Regions from separate parts of the Homo sapiens genome. Here region 1 is linked to region 2. A link is a loop called in an ENCODE intact Hi-C map of the cell type or tissue named here. Cell type or tissue: mammary epithelial cell. All regions are shown on one strand. Each heading gives the region's core, and the rest is flanking DNA. Links, peaks and the distances in the headings are about the cores only.

Region 1 (5,393 bases), core at 300-5,299, 160 kb before region 2:
ATATATGTGATTTACACTGCCTGTTAATCTAGTCTCTTTGTGATTAAAAAAAAACATAATATTTGTTAAGACTCAGACACCAAATATTTGTGATGTTTGTATAGCACCATCGTTATATGTGATTTCAAAGGGTAAGCATCTCTGTCGTAATCATGTAAGCCCACAGAAGAATAAATTCCTGAGGTTATGTACAACCAACTCTCAGAATTCAGACTTCCTGCAGCTGCCATATCACCAATAAATGAGAATTGTGAAAAACAATTTTTAAAGAATTGAGTTTATGATCACTGTGCATTTTGTTAATGAATGATTTCAGAGTTTTATTTTTACCAGAAATGCTCTCAGCCAGTAAACACAACTGCTGATTTCAACCATACTATCATTTCAATGGTTTCTATATTCTTGATCTAACTACCAAAAACTGGAAGCTTGTTGCAAGGTGTGTCCTAACAAACATACAATAAATGACTCTTCCTGCATGCTGCCTGAGATATGTTGTAATTTGAAATGTCTTATCAAAAAATTATACATGTTATAACCCAAAGTTGAACTGGCAATATTTTTCATGTGTAAAATTGATGGTATGTTAATATCAAAAGCAGAAGCATTGTTTGTCATACATGTATGTTATATGTGATGTTTAATCGTGTTAAACTGTAATCTGTGAAGTTTTCATTGCCTGAACTAGTCAATTCTGTATAAATCATTGTCTTAATTGTTTTCCTAATCTTACCATATTTCCTAACACTGAAATATAAATGTTTGTCAATTAGCCATTCATATTGTATTGATCTTTATAAACTTTAGTGTGACTCCATTAAACTAACCTAAACAAAGGAAAATCAAAGCTTTCCCTGTCATAGGCTCAGGGACATTTTACTTACAGCCAAAATCATTTATTCATTGAATCAACAAGTATTTATTGAGTATCTACTGTGAATCAGGCTCTATACCAAATTTTGGGAGAATGCTTAAGAACGAGAGAAATCCAAACCCTATATTCCCCAGTGAGAATTTTTGAACTCTACCTAAAGTATTCTTCTGTAACTTCCACTGAGTTAAGAAATTATTTTGTTTCTCCTATGTTATAACAAAGATTAAAGTTATCCACAAAAGAGTCTTAAATTAAAATATGGCACATTCAGTCCAGGGAAATGCCACTATCACTCACCAAAGCATTGAGTCTCAAAGTCCAGCTTTAAAATAAGTTAAAATAAAACTCGATTTAAGAGATTTGACCGTAACTCTGGAAATAACACTTCAAAGTCCCTCTCTTGAAAACTGCACATTGTGTCTATTTCAAATCATTATTCTAAGGTTCTTTGCTGCACATAAAATGCAGCACCAGACCACACTTTTTCAAATGGTGCCCCAGGAGGTGATCAAGGATATCTGTAAAAGAAGAGGAAAATGGCTGAAAGGATAAATATGTATCCACAGAATACCATAGAGGGAAGAGGGAAAAACATCCAGGATGTTTTCTCAATGACTCATATACTTACATGTGCCAAACCTGTTATCACTGTTTAAAAGTGCTTGTGCACACACACACTCACAGCCAGACTCACATCTCCAAGCACATTTCCATTTCTCTTATTCAAGGAGATGCCCCCATTGTCTTTCAAGGTGAATTGTGGCCATAACAAAGATAAATGAGTCTCAGATTCATACAAGTCAAAAGCAGATGACCAGCACCTGGAAATACTAAAGCCCTGAGCTCCAAGGCAATTCGATAATTTGAAAGAAGCATGAAACCTTGTAGTTTCTGCCATTATGGTACTCGGGGTAATGAGATTGAAAAGTGGTCTATGCCTTGATCTTGGTATTTTAAGTTAATTTTTGCAGCACTTAAATATTCCTCTGAACCTATTGAAAGCTATTGTAACTTGCCATTCTTACAAGTATTCATTAATTCATTCACTGTAAATATTTGCTAAACATTGAAGGTGAGATTACATCTATCCATACAACCATATGTGTGCAAGACAGAACAGTGTACATCAATGCTGGTTAATAAAATCAGAAAACTCTGGATTTAAATTCTAGCTTTGTCAGTCTACCTGGGTAGTCTACCTGGGTAGCTCTTTCACCATTCTGAACCTCAATTTCCCTGTTTGTAAAATAAGACTGATAGTACCTGCTCTTTCGTGTTGTTGAAAGCATGGAATACAACAATTAACATTTGCTAAGTGTTTGATACAGTGCCTGATATTCATAAGGTACTCAATAAATGTTAGTCGGTGTTTATGTCCTATATGGTATATATGTCCCTTATGCCAGTGACAAAGACTCTCTACTTGACCAAACTTGAGTCAGGCCCCTCTGAGCCCTCTTCTCTCTACCAGGCCTTGAACTTGGGCTCCTTGTCAACTTAGCCTAGTTTTAGCAAGAATCCTTCTGGGTCAGTTTAGCAAAAATCTCCCATTCTTGATAGCTAATCAAATTCTTCATTCCCCACCTTTTCTATCTTATCACCCTGGCCTTTATTCAGCAAGAATACAGTTGAGTCAGTCTAGCAAGAATCCCCGTATAGACTTGCTGTTTCCTCTTAATAATTTTCTATCCACTGATCCCCACTCTCCTCCTTGGTGATAAATTTCCACTTGTCCTTTCTCTATTCAGAGTTGAGCTGAGTATCTTCTCCCTACTGCAAAATCCCACTGCAGTCAGTAATCTCCTTGTTGAATAAAATCTTCATACTGTCTTTAAGCAAATGTCTTTAGCAAACGAATAAATTTTTCGTTAACACCAGCACCATCTTTCATGCTGAAAGATGAAAAGACCAGATAAGCTGAGTTCTAACTCTCTTCATTACAGTCACTTCAGCCAACATTTATTGAATCCTTGCCAACAAACAGGCAATGACTAAGCCCTTTACTTGGGTTAGATCCTCGATCCTAATAAAACCCTTCTAAAAGAAGTATAATTTCTACTTCATTTTACATGTAAGAACTTGAATCTTAGAGAACTTAAGTACTTGCCAAAAATCACACTAAGAGGCAGAACCAGAGTTTGAATTCAAGTCTATCTGACTCCAAAGCTCAAGCTTATAATCATTTTGCAATTCTGTCTTCATAAAACTTGAAAACATCTGCTCGGTTTAAGTAAACTCCCAAAGTGACATGAAGTGATAAAATGATAGCAAATATCCTCCAATAGACACAACCTAGACAATCACAATGTACACCAGGTCAGTCAAAAAAATTCCATCTAGATTTGATGTACCACTCCACAGTAACAATCACCCTATATATCATCATAGAACTTATTATTTGTGATAATAGATTATGCAGAATATCATATCAGTAGAGAGACTTTAAATAGTATCCCCCAGTTCAAGGAAAGCACTCCAAAAAGTGTTTCATGCTTCATCAAGTCACCTTGGAAACAGTTCATCCAACGTCACTTTCAATATTTTCAGATAACCATGGAGAATGGATATATTTATTTCTTGCTGTTTTGGTCTGTCTCATCTATAGACATCTGATTTGGGAACAAAAATAAATCTGATTTCACTCACAAATTTACAATATAATTCTTTTCTTTTAACAAAGCAAGTTACAAGATTATCCAGAACAACAGCAACAACAAAAAGGACGTTGGCTGTGGTAGATAATCTAAGAGTGGCAACAATTACCAGTCCAAAAATGGGATTGAGCACACAAGGAATTTTCTCTTATTCCAAATGACCATTCTGTTTTAAGATTTCCCATGACATTAGCTATGTTGCAGCACTATTTTTATCATCTGTCAACAGCGGTGATTCTCCAATCATGCCTAGTCTCCATGCTTAATGGCTACAGGAAAAGATAATACAATAAAATTGAGAGATTCCCAGTAAATTCTTGATTTTTATTTAGATACTAATAATGAACATATTTAAATGTAGGCTCCCAGGATCCAACAACTTTACATGCTTATTCATGTGGAACCATAAGGAGCTCTTCCTAGAATCTATGCCCAGCCATTCAGTGGCAGGTGAAACTTCATTTCAAGAAATAATGGTGAACACACTGCAAATATACAACTAGTAAAATTTTACATTTGACCACTGGTACCTAAGCCAGATCCTTTTTAAGTGACTGACTCCATATCTCATCTGACTGAAAATATAATGCAACTAAATATTTTCAGAAACTGAGATGATAAATCTGTAGCATGTGAAGGTAACCTAAATGGTCCCAGGCATGTTTTATCTTTGTGAGCCATATATAACATTGGCTTTCATTACCAAGGATCTTATATTGTAGGAATATCTTTATTATCTGATAGCAATGCCACATTACTAAATAGGCTACATGCAAAAAAAATGCCCTTTAGGTTCTTTTTCTTACTACGTGTCACTAAAAACAAGGTTCAATGTAATAAGAGCTCATCAACAGAAAACAGAAAAATACAGCAAAAGGTCAAGCCTTTATCAAACAGCTGCAACTGTCTGACAGCTCTGCTGATTTTACTTGGTGAGAAAAAAGTGTTAACAACCTTCTTTGGTTACCATGAGAACTAGAAGACAAACAATCAAGCAAGTTTCTAAGAGAGAGAGAGAAAAAAAAAAAGCATGTGACCGTCTGTTTTAAAACTCTAGCCAACAAATTCCAAGTGTATATAAGCCCCAGCCCAAAAGAAGCCAGGACCTAAAGACGCAAATGAAAAAATCTTGTTCTTAATTAATGAGGGCACTCTGTTTGGGTACAATGTGAAAAGAAATTAGGCAAAAATCATGCTTCCTGCGGTTAGTGATTACAGAAAATCGGTACGTTTGTGAATGAGGCTACCACATGCTTCATTCCTTACACTTTGGTGGGGGTTCCACTAAGCCAGGGTTCCATAAGTTCCAGAAGAATGAACTCAAAATTCCTAACTCATCTCCTGTGGACAAACCAGAACGTAGACATTTCTCACAAACATCCTTTCCCAAAGGTTTTTCAATTCAATAAGAGCAGATTACCAGAGTGCCTGTGTCTTTCTGAAGATGATTTAAAGCCAAGTACAGACATTGGTTCTGTTCATCAAGAAACTCACCAGCATCAAAATGATTTTTTAAAAACTACACACACACAACATGGCTAATAAGAACAAAGACAATATGAGGGCCTTCTAGAATTGATGAAGGATGCAACAGAACAAAACCATAGGCAAAATGTCAGACCCTTTCAGGTCAGTTGACCAGGGCTCTCCATTTTACTGGAGACAAACGAAACCTGGGATACAGAAACTTTTTTTTTTTAAGTTCAGGGGTATGTGTGCAAGTTTAAGTTCAGGTAAACTTGTATCATGGGGGTTTGTTGTACAAAATATTTCATCACCCAAATATTAAACCTAATACTCATTTGTTATTTTTCCTGATTCTCTCTCTCCTCCCACCCTCCAGCCTCTGAAAGGGTCCAGTGCGT
Region 2 (5,393 bases), core at 106-5,105:
AACCATTCCAGTGACTTTTAACACCATCATTACGTTTGCTTGCTTTTGTACTTTATATATGGAATAATGAAGCATGTACTCTCCTGTGCATGGAGGCTTTTACTTAACATGTTTGCAAGATTCATCCATGTTGTGTGTAGCTGTAGTCTATTCTCTTATTAGCATATAGTATTTCATTGTATGACTATGCTGCTCTTTACCTACTTGTGTTTCTTTCCAGTTTTGTTCTATTTATTTCCAGTTGTGTTCTATTACAAATAGTATTACTAAAAATACCCTTATGTCTTTTGGTGAACATAAGGTACTCATTTCCTGTTGGGTATATAACTAAGAGTAGACTAACTGGGTGAGAGGGTATGCACACCTTAACCTTTAGCAAGTGTAGCAGCTTTCCAAAGGCGGTGTACTAAGTTACACTTCCACCAACAGTGTATGACAGTTCCAGTTACCCTGTATCTTTGCAGACATCTGGTATTGTCTTTTTTCATTTTAGCCATTCTGGTTATTGTGATTTAATATAATTTCCATGATAACTAATGAGTTCAAGTACCTTTTAAAAAATGTATTAGTTATTTAGATATTCATTTTTATCAGTGCCTGATCAAGTCTTAGTTGCCCATTTTTCTATTCACATGTTTTTTTCTTTTGACTTGTGGGAGCTTTCTATGTGTTGTGAATACTAGTACCTGCAGGTAGTGCAAATTTTTTCTATGGTTGGCCTTATTAGTCGATTAATGGCATCTGTTGATAAAGAAATTTTTAACTTTATAACCGAGTCCATGAATCAAATTTTTTCTTTATGGCTAGGTTTGTGTTCTGCAAGAAGCATAGCAATTGACAGGCTGCTTCTGGTATAAAATTGCCCCTACTTTAGCATCTGTTGATATGAAAGTCACTCAGAATAGTCAGTACTTTTACCATCTGTATGACTTTAATTTATTAGATTTTCCCTGAACATTTTGACTGTTCTCAAAACCCAGCCTGGAAATTGCCTTGACCTTCCATTTATCCATATACTACTGATCTACTATTTATCTTTATGTCTTCCCTTAAATATATTATAAGACTTATTGGCATGAGCTTAAGAAATTCTGTCCTGAAAGATCCCCAATGCAACAAGGATCTCTTGGAGAAAAAAAACTCTTCATAATTACATAGCAATCAATTTGCTAGATGAAAACAAAGTAAGTATTCTGATTAATTGCATTGCCTTATAAAGGAAAAATGATTAGTCTTAGACTGTTAGGGTTGTTAAACCCCAGAGACTAATTAGAGCAATCTGAAGCCTCACAACAAAGAATGCACTATTATTATACTTTTACAGATAGAAGTCAAAGCACAACTGTAAGAAATAAGATATGTGAAAGTCCATAAAGCAGTGCCTGTCACATAATAAACAGTCAATAAATCTTAGCTATTGTTGTTATTACAAGTTCTTTATATTGCAGTTGTGCAAACTGAAATCCAGAGAAATAAAATACCTTGTCTCCACTCACATGGATTTCTGGTTGCAGAATTAAAACTAAACCCTCCATAGTCATATTCTCATCCAAGGGATCCTTTCTACTAAACTACAGTCTCTCAGAATTCCTCATCTATAACAATTCTAGAAGGTATTTACAGGAAACATCAATTCATAAATTTAATAACCAATAGAACTCAAGACGTATTTTCATCACTTTATAAATACTATGCTTCTAATGATTTGATCTTTGTTATTGAAACATTCTTCCTGTTTTTAATTAAGAAAATCTTTCAGTAAGTATGAATGTATCTTCTCCACCTAAATAGGTGTTGTATTTCTGTTCATTTTTGTTGGATAATAAACGGTCTTAAAATTTACTTAAAATAATCACTTATTTTTCTCATGAATCTACAGTCACCAATTTAGGCTGTGTTTACATGAGTGGCTCTTCTGATCTCAGCTGGGCTCACTCACATATTTGTGAGCTTGGATATTTTAATTGAAAAATCATATCAGCTATGTAACTCTGCTTCTGGGAGTTGAATGGATAACAGCTGGGTGATAGAATACTTGGGCCATGCATCTCCCACCATCCCCTAGGCAGTCCAGATTTATTTATACAGTACGATCATGAGGTTCCAAGAAAGCAAACAGAGCCTAGCTCAGACACAGTAAAACATTTTTTTGTTGTTGTTTGCTGTATTCCACAGGTCAAAGCAAGTCACAGGTCTAGCCTCACGTATTGAGGAAATAGACTTCACCCCTTGATGGAGGATACTGCAAAATCACACTACAAAAATGTTGGATATAGGGAAGAAAAAAATAATTGTGGCCATTTTTCAAATATACTGCAATGAGTATGCATAAGAGCCAGGTAAACATGTTAACTTTATCCTTACTTGGATTGGAGTCTTAGTAAAAGAAAGCTTTTCCTGTACTCAAAAATGAGGGTTTATATTTTTCTCCCATCAGATGAGCAAATATTTTAAAGTTATAATAGACAGGGTTCAAAATGGAAAAAAATAAGCAGTCTCACATGCTGATATGCATATGCATCAGGAATTCATGTTGAAGTTATTACAAACAAATAATCATGTATTTCACAAAGATGGAGCTCTATGGCTATTTCATAAAGCATCATTTTTAACAGTGAAAAACTGGGAAAATCAGTGTCCAAAAATAACTGGTTAAATACATTATGTTATCACATAATGGAATACTACATATTGAAATGAAGATGTAGAAGAATATTAAATGGTGTACGAAGGTAGTCATGACATATTAAGGTTAAAAAAAGATTACATACTATGTTATTTATTTGCATGTTTTGGTATAACTATTTTCTAAAGATATCACAATTAGTCATTTTGTTTTTTAATTAGAGGGATCAACATTATTTGACGATAAATTTGTCATTCCTTTTACATGCTGCAAGTGTAACAAAAAGCCCCATCCCAGGTGTATCTTCAATTATACAGTGTTATCACAGAAGAATTTACGAATCACTACCGACTATATGGCATTGTTTAAATTTGAAACTCTGGTGACTCATGACTAGGTATGCCAGTCATTTGCTGTTTTAATACTTCAATAATTAGTAAAAGCAGTAGAGTTTGTTTGGAATAGAAACTAGGAATTTTTGTTGATAGGTCCAGCTTTGCCATGTTTTAGTTGAATGGCTCAGAGATAATTACCATTTCTTTTTCATTTCATTTTCCTACCTGTCAAGTGAGGATATGTCTGAATTCAAACTCCTTGAGAGAAAAACCTACCGTGTATAATTCAACTTTGTGTCCTCAACTTCCTTACCTCCTCAATAGCTTACCTGTCTACTTCATAGAAGTACATCAGAGAATATTGACAAGCATACCATCACTCTGCAAGCAAGGTTTCCATAGGGAGGGAACATGAATCAGATACTTCTTACATGCCAAGTCAGATTCTCTTATATTCACCCATCCCCAGGGCTTTTACCATCAGTGGCTACCAACTCTGTGGGAAGTCTGACCAACTTCATATGAGCACAACCCAATAGGATCTCACCATACACCCATATCACAACTCTGATGTATAGCCTCTCTTCCCCAGAAGCAAAGGAGTCTTTGTGAATTTCCCAAAAACCTTGCCCAATGCCCATGATTAAGGCAAGGAGTAGCCCTACAGTGAACAATGGGCAGATTTTCCCATAATCCTTTTCTTCATAAATCTTTCTGTTCTGATGGTGCTGACCCCATCACTCCAAGGATGAGCATGAGATCAGGCCTGCCCCATCAGAGGCTCCGTTCATCCTATTGCTATGGTTTGAATGTTTCCCTTCCAAATTTATGGTGAAACAATCCCCACTGTGATGTTATTAGGCAGTGGTGCCTTTAGCAGGTGATTAGACCACAAGGGCTCCCCCTCATGTATGAATTAGTGCCTTATAGAAGGGCTTAAGGGAATTAGCTTAGGCCCCTTTTTGTCCTCTGCCATATGAGAATGCCACCATGAGAAGATGCTGCCACTGATAAAGCAGGCCTCACCGGACACCAAATCTGCTGGTGCTTGATCTTGGACTTCTCAGCCTCCAGAACTGTAAGAATACATTTGTGTTGCTATAAATTACCCAATCTGTGGTATTTTGTTAGAGAGGCACAAGTGAACTAAGAAACCTACATACCATGATTGCTTCAGGGATTGGTCTCTGATTGGAGCCAAGCCAATCTTGGAATCTTTATACCAGTGCTTTAAGAAAAAAATGCTTTCTTTCTGCTGGGGCACTGAAGCTGGAAAAATGTCAGTCTTGAGCCTCTTAGTGTCCAATAACTAAGCCAACAGAACAAAAGTAGAGCTTAGAGGTGAAAACAGATTTTCACCTCTACCATGCAACTTAGTTGGGACTAGCAAGAGATAAGCATTCAACTTCTAGGAAGAGTCAGGGTTTTTTTGTTGTTTTTCTTTTATGACCACAGCATGAGATGATGTGTTGGCACCTTCATTAGTTGAGATTTGAGGGTAGTAAAAAGGCCATTCAAGCAAGCGTGAGCGTAACAGACTAATAGGTAGGGTTTGCTTCAGATACGACTGGCTCTGGGGGTCCAAATAATATAATCATAACTGTCTATTTTCAGCTGAGCACTGCTTTTTTTTCCTCCTTCTTCCTGCAGGCTTATTGGGCAGATTCTATGCGGAGAGCAGCCGTGGTCTTGACGCTGTGTGTGGTGGTTATACTGACTGTAGTCCCTGGCAGTTGCAGCAGGCATCAAGCAGAGAGAAATGTGATGAGGCAGCTCTGGAGAGGGGGAGCCACAGGTGCACCCCTGCATTGGGAAGATACCATCAACTGCAGCAAAGAGAATAGATGCACCACACACTCCTGGATTTGCTGGGGAATTTAAGAAAAATGCAGTCAGAAATCAAAGGTGGAGTTCTAGGGGTCCTCCTGGAAAGAAGCTAGGGAGAGAACTTCTTCTGATTGGCATTTTTTTCCTCTGTAGCTCTACTTTTGTCCTGCTAAAAGCAGGAATCAGATCAGATGTTAAGCTGATGACATTTGACAGTCACAACGCAATACTTACTACCACATAACATTCCCCTACTACACCATTTAAATTTCTCACTCTCACCCAGAATATTCACAGATGAGTCATGAGAAGTGATAAATAAAAAATACTATTTTTTAAGTCAAACGTAAGTATCAAACTGTAAAGACCCACCATGTATAAAATTTAGTTTTGCAATTAAAACTCCCAATGTTTATCTCATAACATCCATTATGTGCACAGATCTTGTTGTGATGCTCAGAAATTAAAGCATGTAAGATGTGTGGTTCAAGGAAATTACTTTTTAAAGAAAGAACACCCACTGAAATTTATTGATTCACGTTACTGAAAAAATCAGAAGTAGGAATAATTACCATGAAAAGGAGGTTAAAAATGCTGGGACCCCA

Evidence for each region. Hi-C counts contacts between places; a loop is a spot of excess contacts. Peaks named below come from ENCODE experiments on the same cell type or tissue, not always from the same donor. Only the 100,000 strongest peaks of a DNase experiment are listed, where the experiment ranks them.
Region 1: it touches region 2 in a loop (3-fold over the local background); 3 of 110 quality-filtered maps call a loop at or near these places.

What each region holds. Positions count from the first base shown.
Region 1 is chr2:40,092,653-40,098,045 of GRCh38, reverse strand. It overlaps SLC8A1 (solute carrier family 8 member A1), which reads left to right. Exons shown (of 11, transcript NM_021097.5): 11 at 1-776. All of the region lies in intron 2 of SLC8A1-AS1 (SLC8A1 antisense RNA 1), which reads right to left. Among named protein-coding and RNA genes, the nearest start is that of SLC8A1-AS1, 180 kb to the right of the region's middle. RefSeq lists an enhancer at 1,343-1,637. In mammary epithelial cell, for the core only: no CTCF peak of the experiment used is centred there; a DNase peak (open chromatin) is centred at 2,855; H3K27ac peaks cover 839 bases.
Region 2 is chr2:39,930,014-39,935,406 of GRCh38, reverse strand. The region is part of intron 2 of SLC8A1-AS1 (SLC8A1 antisense RNA 1); the gene reads right to left. Among named protein-coding and RNA genes, the nearest start is that of SLC8A1-AS1, 15 kb to the right of the region's middle. In mammary epithelial cell, for the core only: no CTCF peak of the experiment used is centred there; no DNase peak of the experiment used is centred there.